Regions from separate parts of the Homo sapiens genome. Here region 2 is linked to region 1. A link is an interaction called in ENCODE POLR2A ChIA-PET data of the cell type or tissue named here. Cell type or tissue: PC-9. All regions are shown on one strand.

Evidence for each region. ChIA-PET counts read pairs that join two places held together with the same protein. Peaks named below come from ENCODE experiments on the same cell type or tissue, not always from the same donor. Only the 100,000 strongest peaks of a DNase experiment are listed, where the experiment ranks them.
Region 2: POLR2A ChIA-PET joins it to region 1 with 11 read pairs; 2 of 35 experiments call an interaction of 5 or more read pairs at or near these places.

Annotation. Positions count from the first base shown.
Region 1 is chr19:46,911,947-46,915,946 of GRCh38, forward strand. All of the region lies in intron 1 of ARHGAP35 (Rho GTPase activating protein 35), which reads left to right. Among named protein-coding and RNA genes, the nearest start is that of ARHGAP35, 53 kb to the left of the region's middle. In PC-9, no CTCF peak of the experiment used is centred here; a DNase peak (open chromatin) is centred at 2,115; H3K4me3 peaks cover 720 bases; H3K27ac peaks cover 3,880 bases.
Region 2 is chr19:47,091,057-47,095,056 of GRCh38, forward strand. ZC3H4 (zinc finger CCCH-type containing 4) reads right to left here. Exons shown (of 15, transcript NM_015168.2): 3 at 3,333-3,552; 4 at 2,914-3,024. Among named protein-coding and RNA genes, the nearest start is that of ZC3H4, 21 kb to the right of the region's middle. RefSeq lists enhancers at 2,526-2,785, 3,216-3,325, 3,748-3,937. In PC-9, no CTCF peak of the experiment used is centred here; no DNase peak of the experiment used is centred here; H3K27ac peaks cover 600 bases.

The DNA of each region.
Region 1 (4,000 bases):
GCATTTATTAATATGAAAATGGAAGCATTGGGTTTTAAGAAAATGTTTTGCTTAAATTCAGTGGTTTAATAAGCCAGAGAATAGTGTTCCCTTCTTTTCTTTTTTTTTTTTTTTGAGACGGAATTTCACTCTTGTTGCCCAGGCTGGAGTGCAGTGGCACTCTCTCTGCTCACTGCAACCTCTGCCTCTAGGGTTCTAGCGATTCTCCTGTCTCAGCCTCCCGAGTAGCTAGGATTACTGGCGCCCACCACCATGCCTGGCTAATTTTTGTATTTGTAGTAGAGGCGGAGTTTTACCATGATGGCCAGGCTGGTCTCAAACTCCTGACCTCAGGTGATCCACCTGCCTCGGCCTCCCAAAGTGCTGGGATTACAGGCATGAGTCACCGTGCCCGGCCAGTGTTCTCTTCCTTTTTTTTTTTCTTTTGAGACAGAGTCTTGCTCTGTCGCCCAGGCTGGAGTGCAGTGGCACGATCTCGGCTCACTGCAAGCTGGCCTTCCAGGTTCACGCCATTCTCCTGCCTCAGCCTCCTGAGTAGCTGGGACTACAGGTGCCCACCACCTCGCCCAGCTAATTTTTTGTATTTTTTTTAGTAGAGACAGGATTTCACCATGTTAGCCAGGATGGTCTTGATCTCCTGACTTCGTGATCTGCCCACCTCGGCCTCCCAAAGTGTTGCGATTACAGGCATGAGCCACTGCTCCTGGTCGTGTTCTCTTCTTATTGAAACTTTTATATCCCATCCTTCCTGGCCTATTTGGTAAGTATTAATACATTCCTCTGGAAAACTTCCATGTCTACCTGACATGGAAAGTGCTTCCTACATAGATATATTTCTTGTTCCACCCCTCCCACCCCCCAACTGAGTCTTTTCAAGTGTCTACCAAATGCAAACATTTTAACCAGCTGCTAATGGGAACTCATAGCTTTGAAGACTTAGAAATGTAAGATATTGAGAAATACGAGGTTTTAAGGAGGTTTGAAGAATGCTTTTTTGCTTTCTGTTAGTTACGATGTATATTTCCATTTATTTCCCCTATTGAGATTAAGGAAAATTGTGATAACAAGTATTTTACTTCCTTTGCTTGTAGTTCTGTATGAAATTATTTCCTTACAGTGTTACTAGTTGGTGGTGTTCTGTATGTGATTATTTGAAACTCAGTGTGTTTTCAGAAGTTGTTGAATATTCTCAGGTGGAGATGGTCATTTTTATTATGGATAATGGTGGAAGATTTTTGTCTTAGGGGGCATTCTAGATTACAGAGCACACAAACATTTCCTACTTCGGGGAGAGAGGGATGAGGTTGCTGTGTTGGAAGAGTGATACACACGCTGTGTTGGAAGAGTGATACACACACTTCCAGGCGTATGCTGATAGAGCTGTTGACAGTATGAACTTTCCCAGTCATAGTAAATCTGGGATCACGGTGGCATTTCTAGGTCCTACAAAAATGTGTGCTATCTTGGGAATGTTACCACTTCTTGCCCTGAGTGTTTCATAGAGGTGTTAAAAAAGAAAACACCCTCCTTCTACCTTCCAGTTGCGGCACTCTGGTGGGGACCTTGTGTCTTGGTTAAACAAATCACAAACAACTCTAGATGCTTGGTGACAGTCTGAAGAAGGCACGTAGATATTTGCATTATGTTTTATTACAGCATGTATTTGTGACTGAGAAACCAAAATACTTCTGAAGTATTTTCCTCTCTGAAGTAGTTGACTCTTGGCATAAAATGGGAAACTTTGAAGTCCTGTGTTTCTGTTTTTCTAATGAAATATCTCTGTACAGCTCAAAGATAAAAGTAATTACCATTTTTAAAGGATCCTTCTTTCCCCTCTGTTTTAACTCTTCCATTTAAAAAGGATTAGCACTGGAAAATTATTAGAATGGACATTCAGATTCTGTTGTGTATCTTAGTTGCCTGCTAAGAACACTGGTTCCCATCACATTTAAACTCTAAAGACATTGTGAAGTCTGGATATGCCCGGTCTCCTACTTTCTCTTTCTTTGTGGCCTTCAGATCATTAAATTTAGTGACTCAGCTAATTTTTTTTACCCACCTCTTAGAACTAAGTTGAATGTATTTGTGACCAAGCACTTAAAGTTATTTCCTCTAAACCAAGTGTTTGAGATGTTTTTAGATTTATAACAGTCTTTGTTTACCGTGTAATTCAGTCCAATTGAGGAACTAGTAAAACTGCATTATCTAGACATCAAAGCTAAGAAGAGTATACTTACACCAAGAAACTTATTAGGTTTCTAACAAGTGGAAAGTTACCAGGTGTCCCAAAATTAACCACTTCCATGCCAGCTGATTTTCACTTTTTGTAGCTATTTTAATGATCAGCAGCATTCTGGGTTTAAAAATAACAGTCGTGGCTGGGCACAGTGGCTCGTGCCTATGATCCCAGCACTTTGGGAGGCTGAGGTGTGAGTGGGAGGATTGCTTGAGGCCAGGAGTTTGAGACCAGCCTGGGCAACATAGCAAGACCCCATTTCTAAATAATAATAATAATAATAAATTAGCCAGGCATGATGGCTTGCACCTGTAGTCCCAGCTACTTGGGATGCTGAAGTGGGAGGATCACTTGAGCCCAGGAGTTGGAGGCTGCAGTGAGCTATGATTACAGCACTGCACTCCAGCATGGGTGACAGAGCAAGACTCCATCTCATAAAATAAAATAATCAGTTCTACATTATTCAGAGTTGAGTGTTGCTTTCTTTAGCATCCTTCAAATAACTGAAAATATGCCATTAAAAAATATAACCAAGGTGTTGAATGGATAATACATTTTAGTTCATTTCAAAATAGAGCCAATATCTTTATTTCTTGAGGTTTGAGAGCAGGCTGGTGTTTTGTTCTGTTTTTCCTTCAGATTTCTGTGAAGGGATAAATATTAGACCCACTTTACAGAGAACAGTTGAGTCACAGACAAGGGATGACTTGCCAATTGCATGCAGAGGTCACTTTAAGTAGGACCAGTGCTACCAAGTTGCATTTCAAGATTGGTAACCTTAAGACCTGACAGACCCTGGGGTCAGGAATTGATAGAGAAGGACTCTGTTAGATGAGGACCCATGACTTCCTCAACCCTTCATCAGCACTCCTGTCTGAGGCTCTGTTCAACCTAAGTTTCTTCATGGATTGAAACAAAATTATATGTGCATATTACAGAGTAATTGATTGTGTACAGATGCTTCCTTTAGGTATTTCAGAGGATGTGTGTAAACATGCTTTAGATATTCATAAGCATCTTATAATTTTGTTTATGTAAGCAATCGCCTAGAAAAGTAGAGGATGCGAAAGGTTTGTTTTTCTTTCCCGTGGATACCTTGCTTGTTCCTGCTGAATTCTAGAACATGGCATCTTTAGGAACATGCCATTATCTGGAGGCAATTGCCTACAGTCATTGAGATTTTTCTTTTTAAAATGTAGTTTTTGCATACTACGTCTAGTCACATTTTGTTTCCATAGAGGGTTTGGCTTTCTGGGATATCAGAAGGAAGCTATGGATGTTTGGAAAAGGTCTGTGACCTTTTGAGGTTATCATCACAGGGGACAATTGCACTCTCCCATTCATTGCTCCCTGGTGTCAGTCAGAATAATGCGTGGTGGTCTGACTTCCAGTGGCATTTCTTATGCAATAGGCTTACAAAAACATAATGAGGTCATGGCAAGCCTAGGTTCCTACAGACATAAATGAGATTCAGAAGAAAATTGCTCTGTTCATTTCAGATTCTCCTCTTTGTGATTGTCTTGAGAGAATGTTCATTTGGCTGCAGGTTCAGTGCTTGCACAGTTATATTGGAGTATCTAAGTAAACTGAAGTGCAGCATAAACTGTCGTAGCTGGAAAGTTGCTAAAGACTGTAAGCCATAACAGTTTGTTTAACTTAAGCTGTTAAAACTTTAGGTTCTTTAAGGTGCCATTTTTTTGGCCACATTCTGTGGTTCCCCATAGCCTTCAGGAAGGAATCCAAACTCTTTTTTTTTTTTTTTTT
Region 2 (4,000 bases), 180 kb after region 1:
GAGATGCAGACGCGAAATGCGATCTCTACTAAAAATGCAAAAATGCAACAACAACAACAACAACAAAATAGCCGAGTGTGGGGCAGGCACCTGTAATCCCAGCTACTTGAGAGGCTGAGGCAGGAGAATTGCTTGAACCCGCGAGGCAGAGGTTGTAGTGAGCAGAGACTGCACCACTGCACTCCAACCAGGGTGACACAGCGAAACAACAACTCAAAAAAATTAAAATAAAGTCCGGGCACAGTAGCTCACACCTGTAATCCCAGCACTGTGGGAGGCCCAGGCAGGCAGATCTCTTGAGGTCAGGAGTTCCAGACCAGCCTGGCCAACATGGTGAAACCCAGTCTCTACTAAAAATACAAAATGAATTAGCCGGGCATGGTGATGGGCGCCTCTAATCCCAGCTACTCGGGAGACTGAGGTGTGAGAATCACTTGAACCCGGGAGGCAGAGGATGCGGTGAGGCAAGATTGCGCCACTGCACTCCAGCCTGGGCGACAGAGCGAGACTCTGTCTCAAAAAATAATTAAAATTAAAAAAAAAAAGTTGGGCCAAGCGTGGTAGCTCACGCCTGTAATCCCAGCACTTTCGGAGGCAAAGGCAGGCAGATCACAAAGTCAGGAGTTCGAGACCAGCCTGGCCAACATAGTGAAACCCCGTCTCTACTAAAAATACAAAAAAAAAAAATTTGCCAGGTGTGGTGGTGGGCGCCTGTAATCCCAGCTACTTGAGAGGCTGAGGCAGGAGAATCGCTTGAACCAGGGAGGCGGAGGTTGCAGTGAGCCGAGATTGTGCCACTGCACTCCAGCTTGGGCGACAGAGCGAGACTCCATCTCTAAATAAATGAATGAATGAACGCATAAAAAAGTCGGCTGCGCATGGTGGCTCATGTCTGCAATCCCCGCACTTTGGGAGGCCGAGGTGGGCAGATCATTTGACCCCAGGAATTTGAGACCAGCCTGGGCAACATTTTGAAACCCCATCTCTACCAAAAGTACAAAAATTAGCCTTGGCGTTATGGCCCATGGTTCCAGCTACTTAGGAGGCTGAGGCAGGAAGATCACCTGAGCCCAGGGAGCTCGAGGCTGCAGTGAGGTGAGATCACACCACTGCACTCCAGCCTGGGCAACAGAGTGAGATCCCATCTCAATAAACAAACAAACAAACAATAAAGCCCACTAATTTTAAAAAATCCGAATTATAGAAAAACAGGACAATGCAAAATACAGCTAGACACACAGACACACATACAAGTACTTTAGCAGATCTTTAAAATGCCTCCAGCTCTAGTTCATAAAAAGCACGCAATGTTCCCTCCATTTCCTGCCTCCCTCAGGTTTGAAGGCCAAACCTACACCAGTAGATCAATCTCAACTATGGTATTGGACAATGAATCATTTGTTGTGATGGATGATGCTGGGTCATGGGATACCTGGGACAGCTTTAAAGACCTACTAACTTTAAAACATTTCTCAACCAGCCGGGCACGGTGGCTCTCGCCTGTAACCCTAGCACTGTGGGAGGCCAAGGCGGGCGGGTCACCTGAGGTCAGGAGTTCGAGGCCAGCCTGGCCAACATCGTGAAACCCTGTCTCTACTAAAAATACAAAAATCAGCCGGGCAAGGTGGCACATGCCTGTAATCCCAGCTACTCGGGAGGCTGAGACAGGAGAATCGCTTGAACCAGAGAGGTGGAAGTTGCAGTGAACCGAGATTGCCCCACTGCACTCCAGCCTAGGCGACAGAGCAAGACTCCGTCTCAATAAATAAATAAATAAATAAATAAATAAATAAACAAACAAGACAAAACATTTCTCATCCAAACCCGGACACCCACGTGCCAACGAATACTGGGTAAAGTAATCATAAGATGATTTGCGGCCGGGCGCGGTGGCTCACACCTGTAATCCCAGCACTTTGAGAGGCCGAGGCAGGCGGATCACGAGGTCAGGAGATGGAGACCATCCTGGCTAAGACGGTGAAATCCTGTCTCTACTAAAAACACAAAAACTTGGCCGGGAGTGGTGGCGGGTGCCTGTAGTCCCAGCTACTCAGGATGCTGAAGCAGAAGAATGGTGCGACCCCAGGAGACAGAGCTTGCAGTGAGCTGAGATTGCACCACTGTACTCCAGCCTGGGCGACAGAGTGAGACTCTGCCTCAAAAAAAAAAAAAAAAAAAAAAAAATGATTTGCTTTTCTCTTATGGGATTTTCTGGGGGAAGAAATGGTATACAAACTGAACAAATAATTTAAATTGCTGCTTGAAATGAGAGCGACAGTGGCTGAGTATCTAACCTCTGCCTACTGGCTACTTGAGAACATTTCATTCTCTTGCCAATTTCCCAAAAAGGTCATTTGTGAACAGTGGAAGCCAGTCAGCCGTGACGTGGACCAGTCAGCATCTTTCTCTGAGACATACAGGGCCTTGCTAAGGCCGCATGGAGGAGGCTCGAGAACATGCCTCATGGAGGTCAGCTAGGGCCTGGGTTCAAATCCCAGCTCCTTTACTTCAGAGAGCTGGGCAACCCTGTTGAAATTTTCTTTTCCTTTTGAGACAGGATCTTGCTCTGTCTGTCACCCAGGCTAGAGTACAGTGGCTGATCATAGCTCACTGCAACCTTAAACTTCTGGGCTCAAGGGATCTTCTCACCTCTGCCTCCTGAGTAGCTGGAACTACAGGCATGCCTGGTTAATTTTTTTATTTTTTGTGGGGTCTCACTTGGTTGTCTGGGCTGCCTTGTTGAAATTGTCTAAGTTTCAGTTTCCTCACTCATAAAATGGGGATTAAATTAATACCTGATGGCCCAGGACTGAAACTCACAAAAAATGCCCAGAACACAGCAAGTGCTCAAGAAACACAAGCAGTTGAACTCCTCCCGGCCCCAGAGCTCAGCAGTGCATGCCAGTCACTCACCGGCGCATATGGGGGGCTGTACTCTCTGTACTTGCGGTGACCTTTCTCACTGGGGCTGAAATCCGAGTCATCTGAGAAGTCAGAGAAGTCATCGCTAGAAGAAGCATGGCGCTGTAATGACAGGGGAAGGAGACTCAGCAACCTGCCACAGGCAGGCCACTCGGGCACAGTCAGCCTCAGGACAAACTATGCTGGCATGTGCCGCAGGGCTCTGCGCTTCACCTGAAACACCTCACCTGGGGCACTTAGTGGCAATGAAGCATAAGCTACCAACTCTTTTAAAAAAGGTCTTTATCCAATTTGAGATAAGCAAAGGCATTAAGAGTGCCCTCTGGGGTGGACAGCAAAAGCTCAGCCCCTGGGGCTCTCAGCCAGGCCCAATGCCAGGCAGTGGCAGTCCCAGGGGATCTCCGACCTACTTTGTGCTTGGATTTCCTCCTCTTCTTCGACCTCCTTTTCTCTTTCTCCCGCTCTTTCTTCCGTTTCCGCTTCAGTCTCCTGTGGGACTTCTCCTCATCCGAATCACTGTGATGCTTCTCCCCCTTTTCTTTCCGGCTTCTCTCAGGCCCTCCGGAGGTATCCTGGGTCTCCTCTGCCCCATCATCTTCCAATTCACCTTCTTCCAACTCTCCATCTTCCCTACAAACAAACCCCAATCCCACCATGAACACAGGGTTTGAGAGGAGACCTCCTAGGGCTCTGGGCTGGCCAAGGCTGACAGGAACCGAAGGCCTGACTGCTGTGAGCGAAGTGAGACCCTGGGAGGACATGGGGGCCATGGCCTCTTGTTCCATCCCTTATCCTCCCCCTGAAAGAACTGTGCTTGCTCCAGTCTAACCTGGCTGGGGGAGGGGTAGGAGTTTAAGGGCATTACCACTAACACCGGGACACATCTACGCCAGATTTCCCAACAGAACTAGTGTTCTTAGAAGAAGAAACCGACAAGGTGCTGTGGTCACATAAGCAGGAAGAGCCCCATCTTGGGGATTCATAATGCTTAACGCTGCACAACTTCCAGGAAGCCCCATAGTCCAGAAACCCACACAGCTCTGCTGTGAAGCACTTGGGGCACTTCTAAACCTTGCTT